Linked DNA regions of Mus musculus: region 1 is linked to region 2. A link is a contact called in ENCODE Hi-C or POLR2A ChIA-PET data. All regions are on one chromosome and are shown on one strand. Each heading gives the region's core, a stretch centred on a gene start or an enhancer-like site at or near the end of the contact. The rest is flanking DNA. Distances are from core to core; before and after follow the strand shown. Region 1 holds the start of Ddx58 (DEAD/H box helicase 58). Region 2 holds the start of Aco1 (aconitase 1).

Region 1 (5,584 bases), core at 3,065-5,564, 97 kb after region 2:
CAGCAGACTCCACTCATCCATCCTCGCACACTCCCGTCCTCCACTCCTTCATGTATGCACACTCTCGTCCTCCACTCCTTCATCTATGCACACTCCCGTCCTCCACTCCTTCATCTATGCACTCTCCCGTCCTCCTCTCCTTCATCTATGCACACTCCCGTCCTCCTCTCCTTCATCTATGCACACTCCCGTCCTCCACTCCTTCATGTATGCACACTCCCGTCCTCCACTCCTTCATGTATGCACACTCCCGTCCTCCACTCCTTCATCTATGCACTCTCCCGTCCTCCTCTCCTTCATCTATGCACACTCCCGTCCTCCTCTCCTTCATCTATGCACACTCCCGTCCTCCACTCCTTCATGTATGCACACTCCCGTCCTCCACTCCTTCATATGCACACTCCCGTCCTCCACTCCTTCATGTATGCACACTCCCGTCCTCCACTCCTTCATGTATGCACACTCCCGTCCTCCACTCCTTCATCTATGCACACTCCCGTCCTCCTTTCCTTCATGTATGCACACTCCCGTCCTCCTCTCCTTCATCTATGCACACTCCCGTCCTCCTCTCCTTCATCTATGCACACTCCCGTCCTCCTCTCCTTCATCTATGCACACTCCCGTCCTCCTCTCCTTCATGTATGCACACTCCCGTCCTCCACTCCTTCATGTATGCACACTCCCGTCCTCCACTCCTTCATGTATGCACACTCCCGTCCTCCACTCCTTCATGTATGCACACTCCCGTCCTCCACTCCTTCATGTATGCACACTCCCGTCCTCCACTCCTTCATCTATGCACACTCCCGTCCTCCTCTCCTTCATCTATGCACACTCCCGTCCTCCTCTCCTTCATCTATGCACACTCCCGTCCTCCTCTCCTTCATCTATGCACACTCCCGTCCTCCTCTCCTTCATCTATGCACACTCCCGTCCTCCTCTCCTTCATGTATGCACACTCCCGTCCTCCACTCCTTCATGTATGCACACTCCCGTCCTCCACTCCTTCATGTATGCACACTCCCATCCTCCACTCCTTCATGTATGCACACTCCCGTCCTCCACTCCTTCATGTATGCACACTCCCGTCCTCCACTCCTTCATGTATGCACACTCCCGTCCTCCACTCCTTCATGTATGCACACTCCCGTCCTCCACTCCTTCATCTATGCACACTCCCGTCCTCCACTCTTTCATCTATGCACACTCCCGTCCTCCACTCAAGTTCCCCACAGTAAGCAGAAGTCGCAGTGGAGGGTGTCACATGGAAGAAGAAAGGCTTCCTCCTCTTCTTCAAAACTCTGAAGCAACTGCTGGACTAAGGGGTTGGGGGTGGGTGGGAATGAACGCCCTATGGCAACAGTAACGAGTATAGCTGATGCAGCAAGCATTTTGAATTACAAATACATTTGTGGTCTTTCATTCCAATTTTTGCTAAGAGAGTAAAAGAAACACAGCAGAAAAGTGGAAGGGGTGGGGCAGCTAAAGAGACCAGGTTGACCAGGTGACAGGAAATGCTAGCAGCTGCTACTTTCAAAATGGTATGCGTTTTGAATGTACACGCTAACTCTGTGCCTGGGGTATAACTCACTGTCCTCCTGTAGCCTCTTATATCCAAGTTTCCCACAGCAGAGGGAGTACAAATTCCCAAGGAGGGAGCCAGTTCCCAGTGTGTTTTCAGCACATTCTTAGAGCTTAGGAGATCTGGCCCAGAACACTCAAGGAAGGTATGCAGAAGACCTAGGAGAGGGAGAGCCCTTTACCTTAGCTCTCCTTTAGGGATCCCTATCAATAGTAAATCTAGTGACACCAGTCAAACCTGCTCTTTTTGATGGAATTTCCAGTGTACTCATCACATATATAAAAATAAATAAATAAATAAATAAATAAAATATTTGGGCAGTGGTGGCGAATGCCTTTAATCCCAACACTTGGGAGGCAAAGGCTGGTGGATTTCTGAGTTCGAGGCCAGCCTGGTCTACAGAGTGAGTTCCAGGATGCCAGGGCTATACAGAGAAACCCTGTCTCAGGAAAAAGGAAAAAGAAAAGAAAGAAAACAAAAAGAAAGGAAGGAAGGAATAAAGGAAAGAATGGAAGAAAGAAAAAAGAAAATTTATTTTAATGGCCTTTGGCCTTTCCACCAAGTCTCAAGGTTTTCTGCGTGGCGGCGTCTAATGTAGATCAAATCTTTAACTTGGAAATGATGGCCGGGTGTGGTGGTGCACGCCTTTAATCCCAGCACTCGGGAGGCAGAGGCAGGCAGATTTCTGAGTTCGAGGCCAGCCTGGTCTACAAAGTGAGTTCCAGGACTGCCAGGGCTATACAGAGAAACCCTGTCTCAAAAAAACAAACAAACAAACAAACAAAAGTTAGACAAATAGGAAAGGAATGAGTCAAATGATTCTTATATAATCCTATAAAGACCCCCCAAAGACTACCACAAACTCTCAGCCCTCATAAAAAGTCAACCAAGAGGCAGGGTTCTAAATAAACATACAGAAACCAGTAGCTTACTTACATACTAAGAACAACCTGGCCCAGAAAGATATGGGGGAAGGAGGGAGTTCTATTCACAATAGCCTCAAACAAACAAATAACAACAAACCCTAACCAAAGAGGTGAACGATAGCTACAATGCAAACTTCTAAGGCAGTGGGAAAAAAAAATTCTTGAAGACACTGGAAGATTTCAGAAAGATCTCCCAAGATGGGTGGAAATAATACTATAAAAAGGCCTCTAGCACCAAGAACAATCTACAAATTCAACATAATCCACATTTTTAAAAAAATCTCATAACTAAACAGACAAAAAACCAAAACCCTAAAATTCATGAAACTAAAACAGGCACCCTGAGAGGAAAGGATGATACTTTAAATGGGGGAGGGAGGGAGGGAGGGAGTGTGATGAACCTCATGTTATAAGAAAGCAGAACGGGGTACCATTTGGGGGGGAGGGCATCCAGAGAGGGACAGGTAAAGGGGGTGGAAGAGCCACAGAAGAGGCAATTAAATAAGAACAAAGAGCAATGGCAGGAATGGCTGAACAAACTAGTTACTTTGTTTCAGTATTGAAACTAGTTACTTTGTATGCTAATGTAAATGACTAAAGATCAGATTAAAGGATTGAAAGGCAAGTGACCCTGGTGTTAAGAAACCTCTTGGGTGGGTTTCCTCTCCTCAGACCCCGCCCCCAATCATTAGGGCTTTTTTGCTGCTTCTCTCTAACACAACCGGGATGTGGGTAGCCCTGGGTAGTGCTCTTTTACTCCTCTCTGCATAGCCTGTTAGGCTTCGGAACTCAAGAGAGTCAGAATTAACCTGCAGTTGCCACCGTCGTCCAACGCCAGGAAAGACATCTAGGCTTTAACTGGCAAAATGAAAAGTAGCTGCCGCACGCCCTCGGTCACCCCTTCAAACGCCCTCTCCCTTCTCCCTGGGGGTGGGGGTGAGGTGGGGAGGTCTGTTTGCTCAGGTGGAAACACCCAGTGCAATTTACAAAGAGTCTATTATCCACCAATCAAATCCCCAAAGCTAGATATGAACAACTGTGTTAAACTCTGAACACACGGAGTCTGGAGAAAGTTTTCTTCCACGGACTTCCTGTGAGCAACATCCTTTGACAGAAATGTGCGTGTCAGTCAGTCCTCTTGCTTCCTGCGGCCCCCACCTCCACCTTTGGCCCGAGCCCAAAGCCTTGCTCTTTGCTCTGTACAGGAATCTAAGGAGGGGCGGGCGCATTCTGATTTCTCAGTTTCTCATGACAGGACAAAGGGAGGCACACAGCAGTCTAGAAGGTGTAAATAAGAGAAACAAACTATTTCCCCAGCATTGAAAGAAAGAAAAGAGTGGCATCCTTATGCAAGTTACTACAGCTTGCAGGAATTTTGTTCCTGACCATCAAATCCCTATGCTGTCTACTCTAATATGGCCTGGGAGTCTCACATACACCGGGTTACACAAATTAACTTAAGGACAGCGCGGGGGAGGGGGGGGGGCAGAGCCTTCAATTGTTTCTGATCTGAGTGATGTTTTCCCCTCGCTAAGGTGGAGAGCCTGAGAGCCCCAGTTGGGGACCACTCACCATCCTCGAGCCAGGAACTCATGTAGCTGAGGATGTAGGTGGGGTCCAGAATCTTCTTGATATAGTCTCTGAATGCTTGCAGATTCTGCCGCTGCTCCGCTGTCATTCTGTGGCTCCAGGCGATCGATGAGCGCCCTGGCTCCCGCAAATCCGCCAGAGATGAACGAAGTGGGGACTTTCCAAGGAGTCCCGATGAAAAAGCTGCCTAGCCGGCTGGCCATAGGAAATCGAAACTGCCTCAGGGCGCTGGGGAGGGGGGGGGCGGGGGGGCGGGGCGGGGATCCAGTTTCGTTTCTGAACCTAGACAGCCACTGAACCGCAAGGACCCAGAAGTACCTTGGAAATTGCCTTTAAGTTGGGGCGCAGCTTTTCGCGTGGTGGCTTTATATTTCTAAAGTGCGCACAATTGAAGTGCATTGTTCAATGAGTTTCGAAAAACATAAACACCCGTTACCTCTTCCACAGATCAGCTGGGTCCTGCAATAATCTTTAACCATTCCCCGCGCCCCCCCCCCCTCGGGGCAGGGTTTCTCTATGTAGCTCTGACTGTCCTGGAACTAGATCTATAGACCAGGCTGGCCTCAAACTCACAGAGCTCCGAAATCGTCCCTGCTTCGGTCTCACAAGAACCGGGATTAAAGACCCCCACCCCCTCCACCACCTCCTCCATGCCACCACACCACCACCACCAGGCCTAAAGAAGAGTTGAGGGAAAGATTGCAGGGTGGGGAGGGGGACGAAGGGGATAGGAACTCCACAGGAAGACCAACAGAGTCAACAAACTTTGATCCTTAGGGCTCTCAGAGACACCACTAAGCAAAGAGCACACACAGGCTGGACCTAGGCCTCCCTGCACTTTTGTAGCAGGTGTGAGTTTAGTCTTTTATGAGTCCCAAACAACTGGAGCGTGGCTGTCCCAAAAGCTGTTGCCTGTCCGTGGGATATGTTCTTCTAGCTGGGCAGTCTTGTCTGACCTCAGTGGGAGAGGATGCGCCTAGCCTAACAGAGACTTGATATGCCAGTGTGTGTGTGTGTGTGTGTGTGTGTGTGTGTGTGTGTGTGTGTGTGTGTGTGTTTGTTTGATACCCAAAGGGGCCTCCAACCGCTCAGAGTAGGGGAGGGGGCATGAAGTGACTGAGTAGGGGAGGGGGCATGAAGTGACTGGGAGGGGACAGTGAGTGGGATGTAAAGTGAATACGTTAAAAAAAAAAGTGAAAAAAAAAATTTAAAGAAAATGCCCTAGCCGGGTGTGGTGGCACACGCCTTTAATCCCAGCACTCCAGAGGCAGGCGGATTTCTGAGTTCGAGGCCAGTTTGGTCTACATAGTGAGTTCCAGGACAGCCAGGGCTATACAGAGAAACCCTGTCTCAAAAAAACAAAACAACAACAACAAAAAAAAGCAAAACAACAACAACAACAACAAAAGCCCTACAGGCCAGTCTTATGATTTCCTTAATTGAAGGCCCCTCCTCTATGATGAATTCAGCTTGTGTCAAATTGACC
Region 2 (6,254 bases), core at 1,685-4,184:
GCATAGTTGGTACGGATCTCTTCCAGGCAGCTCTGCTGGTCTTTGCTTCTTCCAGGCAGCTTGGCTTGTCTGAGAGTGACTCTGAACAATTCTTACTGTTTATAGGTGCTTGAAGCAGGGAGTGATTCTGGTCAGTTCTAGGGACTTCCTGGAGCTATTTTGAGTCATTTATTTACCGTTTTAAGAAGATTCCCTGCAGGATGGCGTGTTTCATCTCCCTTTAAATATCCCGTCTTGAAACATCCCGTTGATTCACCTCCCCTTATAGCTTAAGAAGTTTATAGCTTAAGAAGTTTCCTTCCAAAGTGCAAGGCTAGGAGGATACTGCTACTCAACAGTTAGCTATTTCACAGAAACAAGCAGCACTGCACCTACTGGCTGCTGTTGAAGCTAAAACTTTTGATCCAGGAGCTGCTGTTCCAATCACGACCTCTTCAGCAAACTGCACTGGCTTTGGAAGACTCTGTTCTCCATAAAACAGAGATAGTAAATTCTAGATGAGTCTGCTCATTGGGAAGTTAGTTCTTCCTCCAGACTGGAGAAGAGAGTAACTCTCTACTGACTCGGGAAGAAAAACAAACTGTGATTGGTGCAATGTGGGGCTTGCTGTGATTGGTTCTTAAGTAAAGCTTGTCAGTTTGTTTATGCAGCACTTGTGATTGGTAAGGTAGAACTATGCACATGCAGGGGCTGTGGTTGGTGGAATTACAGTCCATACACAAGTATGTCATAGTCCCCTTCCGGCTATGTGAGAAGACTGTTTCCCCTAATTGTTTTTTTAATCTTCGAGACTTCTTCTGGGATTGCAATATTAGGCCTAGCACAACACCTAACAAATAATCTCTTTGTCTACAGTCTTAATCAAGCTAGGCAGGTTGTATGGAGGAAAATGCGACTTCCATATCTGATGGCACAGACAGCAGCACTGGCATTGGCAATGATGAGGTAGCTGAAGCATTCCAGAGTCATCAAGATCTAAGAGACCCCAACGGCCAAAGCTCAGAGCAACAACACAGAAGGCAGCTAAGAGTTCCCGAGCCCTTCAAGAGCTCTGAACTATAACACTAGGGAGTGGTTAAAGGGTTTCCAAAGAAAATGCAAGAAACTATGACTATATAGGAATAGCAAAAGTGTAAAGACAGGCAGGGGCTCTGAAGAACAAAAAGCAGAGACTGTAAAGCTTGGTCTCAGCCAAAGATCAGGAGTTATAACTCTACCTGCTGCAGAGCAGAAGGAAGCAAGAGCAATACACCTCTGCCCTGAGTACCTGGAATAACCAGCCTTAGGCTTGGACAGCTTGGAACTCAAATCCACCCTGTGATGAGTTCCTGGAACTCAGGGCCTTCAACACTAAGGGAGCAACCTAGAGCAGCAAAACCCATCGCTAGCCAAGTGCTTGACATACTAGTTACTAGTCATTCTCCCTATATGATGCTCGTTCGTGTTAACTCAATGTAGAAGCCTACACTGAATTTCCAAATGATCTGGGCAGCAAAACCTTACATCCTTTCATCTAGAGCTAATCAATCATGTTTCCAAATTCACATTGACTTGAGAGGCTAAACTGCTAAGCATGGACGGAACCCCCACTCAGTCTCACAGCTCAGACTTTAGATCGGTGGACAGCATGTGCTGTAATTAATGGGTTGCTGTAGGCTAAAACCAAGTTTTATATATAGAAAGTTTGCATTCTGTGTAAGCTACAGACATGTTGAAGTGTGCTCCTGATGTATACTTCCTGTGCTTTGAGCTAGTAATAACGGAGAAACTGCCTTTTATAAGAGCTGGGTGTGGTGGGACAGAACCTGCAGTCCCGGCACTTTAAAGGTAGATGTAGGGAGTCCAAGGTCTGGGGAGTTCCACCAAACAATGAGCTCTAAGCCTGCCTGGGGCCCATGAGTATCTGACTCAAAAATCAAACCAAAAACCCCAAACAACTAAACCCTCGGGAAGAAATCTAAAACAAAACAGTAGTTGGGGTAGGAATAGGAAGTGAAGGGCAAGGTGGAGGAGGTGGGGGACACTGGAAGAGGCACTCAGAAAACGTACTTACCACCCAGCATTTAAAAGAAAGGTGGCGTTTTGTGTGCCAACTTGACACAAATTAGTCATCAGAGAGGAAGGAGTCTCAGTTGAGAAAATGCCTCCATGAGATCCAGCTGTAAGGCATTTTCTCACCATTTTCTCAATGGGAGAGGGCCCAGCCCATGGTGAGTGGTCTCACCTAGGCTGGTAGTCCTGAGTTCTATGATAAAGCAGGCTGAGCAAGGCATGGAAGCAAGGCATTAAGCATCACCCCCACGGCCTCTGCATCAGTGCTTGCTTCCAGGTTCTAGCCCTGCTTGTGTTCCTGTCCTGACTTCCTCCAGTGAATTGGAAGTGTAAGCCAAATAAACCCCTTTCTCCTCAGCTTGCTTTTTGGTCATGGCGTTTCATCGCAGCAACAGAAATCCTAAGGCTCCCTACGTTAGTCAGGCAGTTACATGTCACACTCTGCCCCTCGTGAGGGACAGTCAGCCTTCTCCACGCTCCAAAAGAGGAAAAGCCTAGAAATCGGCTCTACACTTCCTGGGACTGAGCCACTAGCAAAGCTAGATGCAGCCTCGGGGCCCAGTTTCTCCCGCCTATGGGGAGGAGCCACGAAGATCAATAGCCTTCAGCTTCGGGCCTTCGGGCCTAGGAGGTACAGAGGGGTGGAGCAGGTCCTAGGCTCCGCCCCCGTCCGTGGCCACGAGTCTCTTGTTCTAGGGGTGGGACGGTGCCCAGCCCCTAAACCTGGCCATGTAGGGGCCTGGGACTCGTCCCTCGGTATGGTCTGCCTTCAGGCTCTGGAAAGAAGAGGTGTTCCCAAGCTCTGCCCCTTGGCCGCAACCTCAAGTCAGATCTGGGCCTTGGGGCGGAATAGGCCCTAGACTCCGCCCATCTGCCAAGATCGGAAGGTTCCGAAGGGAGGGCGCACCCGGACTAGACTGCAAGCTTCAGCCATCGCTTGCAGCTTCTAGAGGGAGGAGGTGCCCAGGCTCCGCCCCTCGGGGGGCGGAGTGAGGCCCGGGCCCCGCCCCTCTCCCGCAGCAGCTGGTTCCGGCCCGCTCTCCACCGGTCCCGCCTCGCTGCCGGAGCGTCCGGAGGACCGCTCAGTGGGAGGAGCGCGGAGTCGGCCTGGGACATTGCTAGCACCCGCCTGTGTGCTCCGGGAACTGCACTGTGAGCGGTGAGTACCACGCGGCCCCGGGGCGTCCGTGCAGGCCTTTCCCACGGGTGCAGACCCGAGGACACGGGGAGAGCTGCGGGGAGGCGGTGGAGCTGGCTCCTGGGGTGACCTCTCTACTCGCTCCCCAGCCTGCGTCGCTCTGGACTGGGAGTGGCTCTACTCGGCGCCCCGGGAGTTCTCGCCTTGGTGTGAGGGCCGCACCGCCGGGGTGTCATTGTGCCAGGCCCAGCCCACGGGATAGAAAGGAACGATTGTGCCCGGCAGATTGGAGTCCCCAGCACGGGGCGAAGGCAGGCGGGGTGAGGGTAAGAGCCCCCTCAGTGGAAGGGCATAGAGTCCAAGGTGATTGATTGAGAAACCCAAGGAGAACGGGACTGTACCACTCTGGCCAGCCCAGTGCACTAGAACCGCAGATCTCCCTGCAGCACGCATGACAGCCTCCCAGCAGAAGTTGCCGAACTTTTGCATTTAGGACCGGCAGCGCGCCTAAAGAACCTTTGTTATATAGATTGTACCTATTGATTTTTGCAGTGTATAAATACAGCGTATAGACACTTAATATACTTAATTCAGATAGACCGATTCTGTAGTTTCCAAAACACTGTTATTAAGAATGGCATTCTTTAACCTTCCTGCAAATCTCTGCTTAGAAGACACTCAGCCTGTTGCAGTATGACAGGTCATGTAGCTTCTGAAGACTTTTAAGTATATTGGTGAAAATGTAACATTGTATTGCTTAAAGAGTGGTTTTGACCGTCCAAACACCTGCGCCTGTGTTTCTCTGCAGCATACTTTAGAACCACCGAAGTAGCCAGTGCTTAGGAGGCATAGTTCACTGGGTTTGCCACTTTATTTATGGTTCTTCCATTCCGCACCGTGGAGGAGTTAACCTCTGATACCCAGGAGCACTCTGGACCTCACTTTCCAACGGAATACGAGATCCCCACAGTTGGTGGTGGCTTTGGGTGATGTTCATGTGTGCCTTGGTTGTTTCTGTGCCTGCTGAGTTGATGTGTGTAAACCTGATGTAGCACACCAGACCTGTGAGTTCAGGGAGGTGGGTGTGACTAGACCATGCCAAATGTGTAGGGGTTGCTGTAAGATTACCAAGCAGTTGAGAGGTCATGTCTAAAACACCAGGTGGCATGTTTTTGCCTCCTTATCCCTGTGTTCAGTTCTGTTGGGGGTTTCTAGCCTTGGGTCTGTTGAAGTATGGTGTCCCAGTCTCCGAATTCTGCCACTTCCACATTCCTGGTGAGCTCTGTGTGTGGTCCTGCCTCTGCCACTGGAAAGCAGTTGCCCATTGTGTCTGTGTGTGATAGATGGAACCCTGCATTAGAGTCTTTCCTTTGTTTCATGCTGTCTACAGGAATTTGAGATAGAAGTTATATACATATTATCAAAAAATGTATACCTCAAAGCAAACAAGTTTCTTAATCCTCTACCCAAAGAGGCTATTGTGTTCTGATTGAGCAGCTTCAGCACTTTAAGTAATACATTAGAAATGATTGTCCTCATGCTGTTGCTCCCACAGTCGGGAGAAGGGGGCTGGGATCTGAGCCCTTGTGTTCTTGTTATACACATTGTTGATACTGGAGCCTCTCTTATTCATCCTTGAGTAGATGTTTATCTCAGCTCCAACTCTTCTGGACCTTGGGAAATGAATGATTTTAGAAGGTGAAGGGCCTGTCTGGAATTTACAGTCAAGAGCATAGGTAAGTACCGTCCAGTTGAGATCATTTCCTGCCTGTATGTGTACATGAAACACGGTCATGTAAGAAAGCAATACCTGCTAGGAAGGTGTGCATCAAAAAAAGCACATGCAAAGGAAACCAGAGGCCTACATGTAAAGATGACAATTAAAATAAATGGTATTTATTACCTTTTCCCCGACAAACAACATTGTTTGTCTTGTTTGCTCCAATCTCCTGTCTTTTAGGAGCAGATACCTCCTCATGCGACCACTAGAGTCTGCATAGGAAAGTCCCTCCCAACCTGTGTCCGTTCTTGGCCTCGCATTGTGAAGGTTACTTCATCTCTCAGAACTTTCGTGTCTCTGACTTTCCAACTAGACTGTGGTTAGTAGGTGTCCCAAACACCCATGGTTTCCTGAGAGAGATTTATGCTAGTGTTTGTGCACGTGTCTTCTCAACTCTGTGTTCAGCAGTGTTACATTTCTGTAGCTTGAAATGGACCATAATGAGAATATTTATTTACAACATGGAAATCATCCAGCACTCCATGTATGAGTTTTTTTCTACCTGGGAACAAATTGCTAAACATTTACCAGCACACTGCTGCTGTTGGAGCCAAGGTGCATTTAATTTGGTTTCTTTTCTCTTTCTTTTCTCTCTTTCCTTCTTTCTTTCTTTCTTTCTTTCTTTCTTTCTTCCTTCTTTCCTTCCTTCCTTCCTTCCTTTCTTTTCTTTTTGTTTTTTTTGGCAAAGTCAGACTCCTTTGCCTGAACAAAGATATTAGGTATGAGGTGTTTTATTCAAGTCTTCCAAATTTTTGGTAGATGGGGACAGGGAAGGCTGTATTTAAAATATACTAATATTGATCAACATGTGTGTGTGTGTGTGTGTGTGTGTGTGTGTGTGTGTGTGAAAAGCCAGACAGCAAAAACCACAACCATTCAGTTCTTATGCTGCTACTGTAAGAAAGCAGCCATGGCAATATAAGCAAAGGAGCATATCTGTGTTCAAATAAAACTTTATTTACAAAACAGGTACTGGGCCATAGTTTACAAACTCTTACACTAGAATGCTTCAAAAATATCTTCTGTGCAGAAAAGGACGTTCTTCAGGAATTCTGGGACTGGAATCTCCAAGGTGGATGTGTGTGGAAGTTGAAGCTACGGAGGTCTTAGAATCAATCATAGAAGAATGCAGAGTAGGTTGTTAACAGAAGGACTCCATGGTATGCACAGTGAGGGGAATCCTATTCCAGGCTCTCTAGAGCCATCTCAGATTTACACTGGGGTAGATGGACCCGCCTTCTAATACAGTGTAGACTTTAACTGTAGGCACAAACCCAGCAGCAT

The links. Hi-C counts contacts between places; a loop is a spot of excess contacts on that map. ChIA-PET counts read pairs that join two places held with the same protein, here RNA polymerase II (POLR2A).
Region 1: a loop to region 2 is called in a map of T-helper 2 cell, with 3 times the contacts of the local background. The contact joins the promoter of Ddx58 here to the promoter of Aco1 in region 2. A Hi-C loop is called at or near these places in 1 of 37 maps with a recorded cell type or tissue (T-helper 2 cell). POLR2A ChIA-PET finds 5 or more read pairs at or near these places in 4 of 5 experiments (Patski and embryonic stem cell).

What each region holds. Positions count from the first base shown.
Region 1 is chr4:40,235,511-40,241,094 of GRCm38, forward strand. It overlaps Ddx58 (DEAD/H box helicase 58), which reads right to left and starts at 4,315. Exons shown (of 18, transcript NM_172689.3): 1 at 4,081-4,315. The coding sequence starts at 4,186.
Region 2 is chr4:40,140,331-40,146,584 of GRCm38, forward strand. Aco1 (aconitase 1) reads left to right here and starts at 2,935. Exons shown (of 21, transcript NM_007386.2): 1 at 2,935-3,211.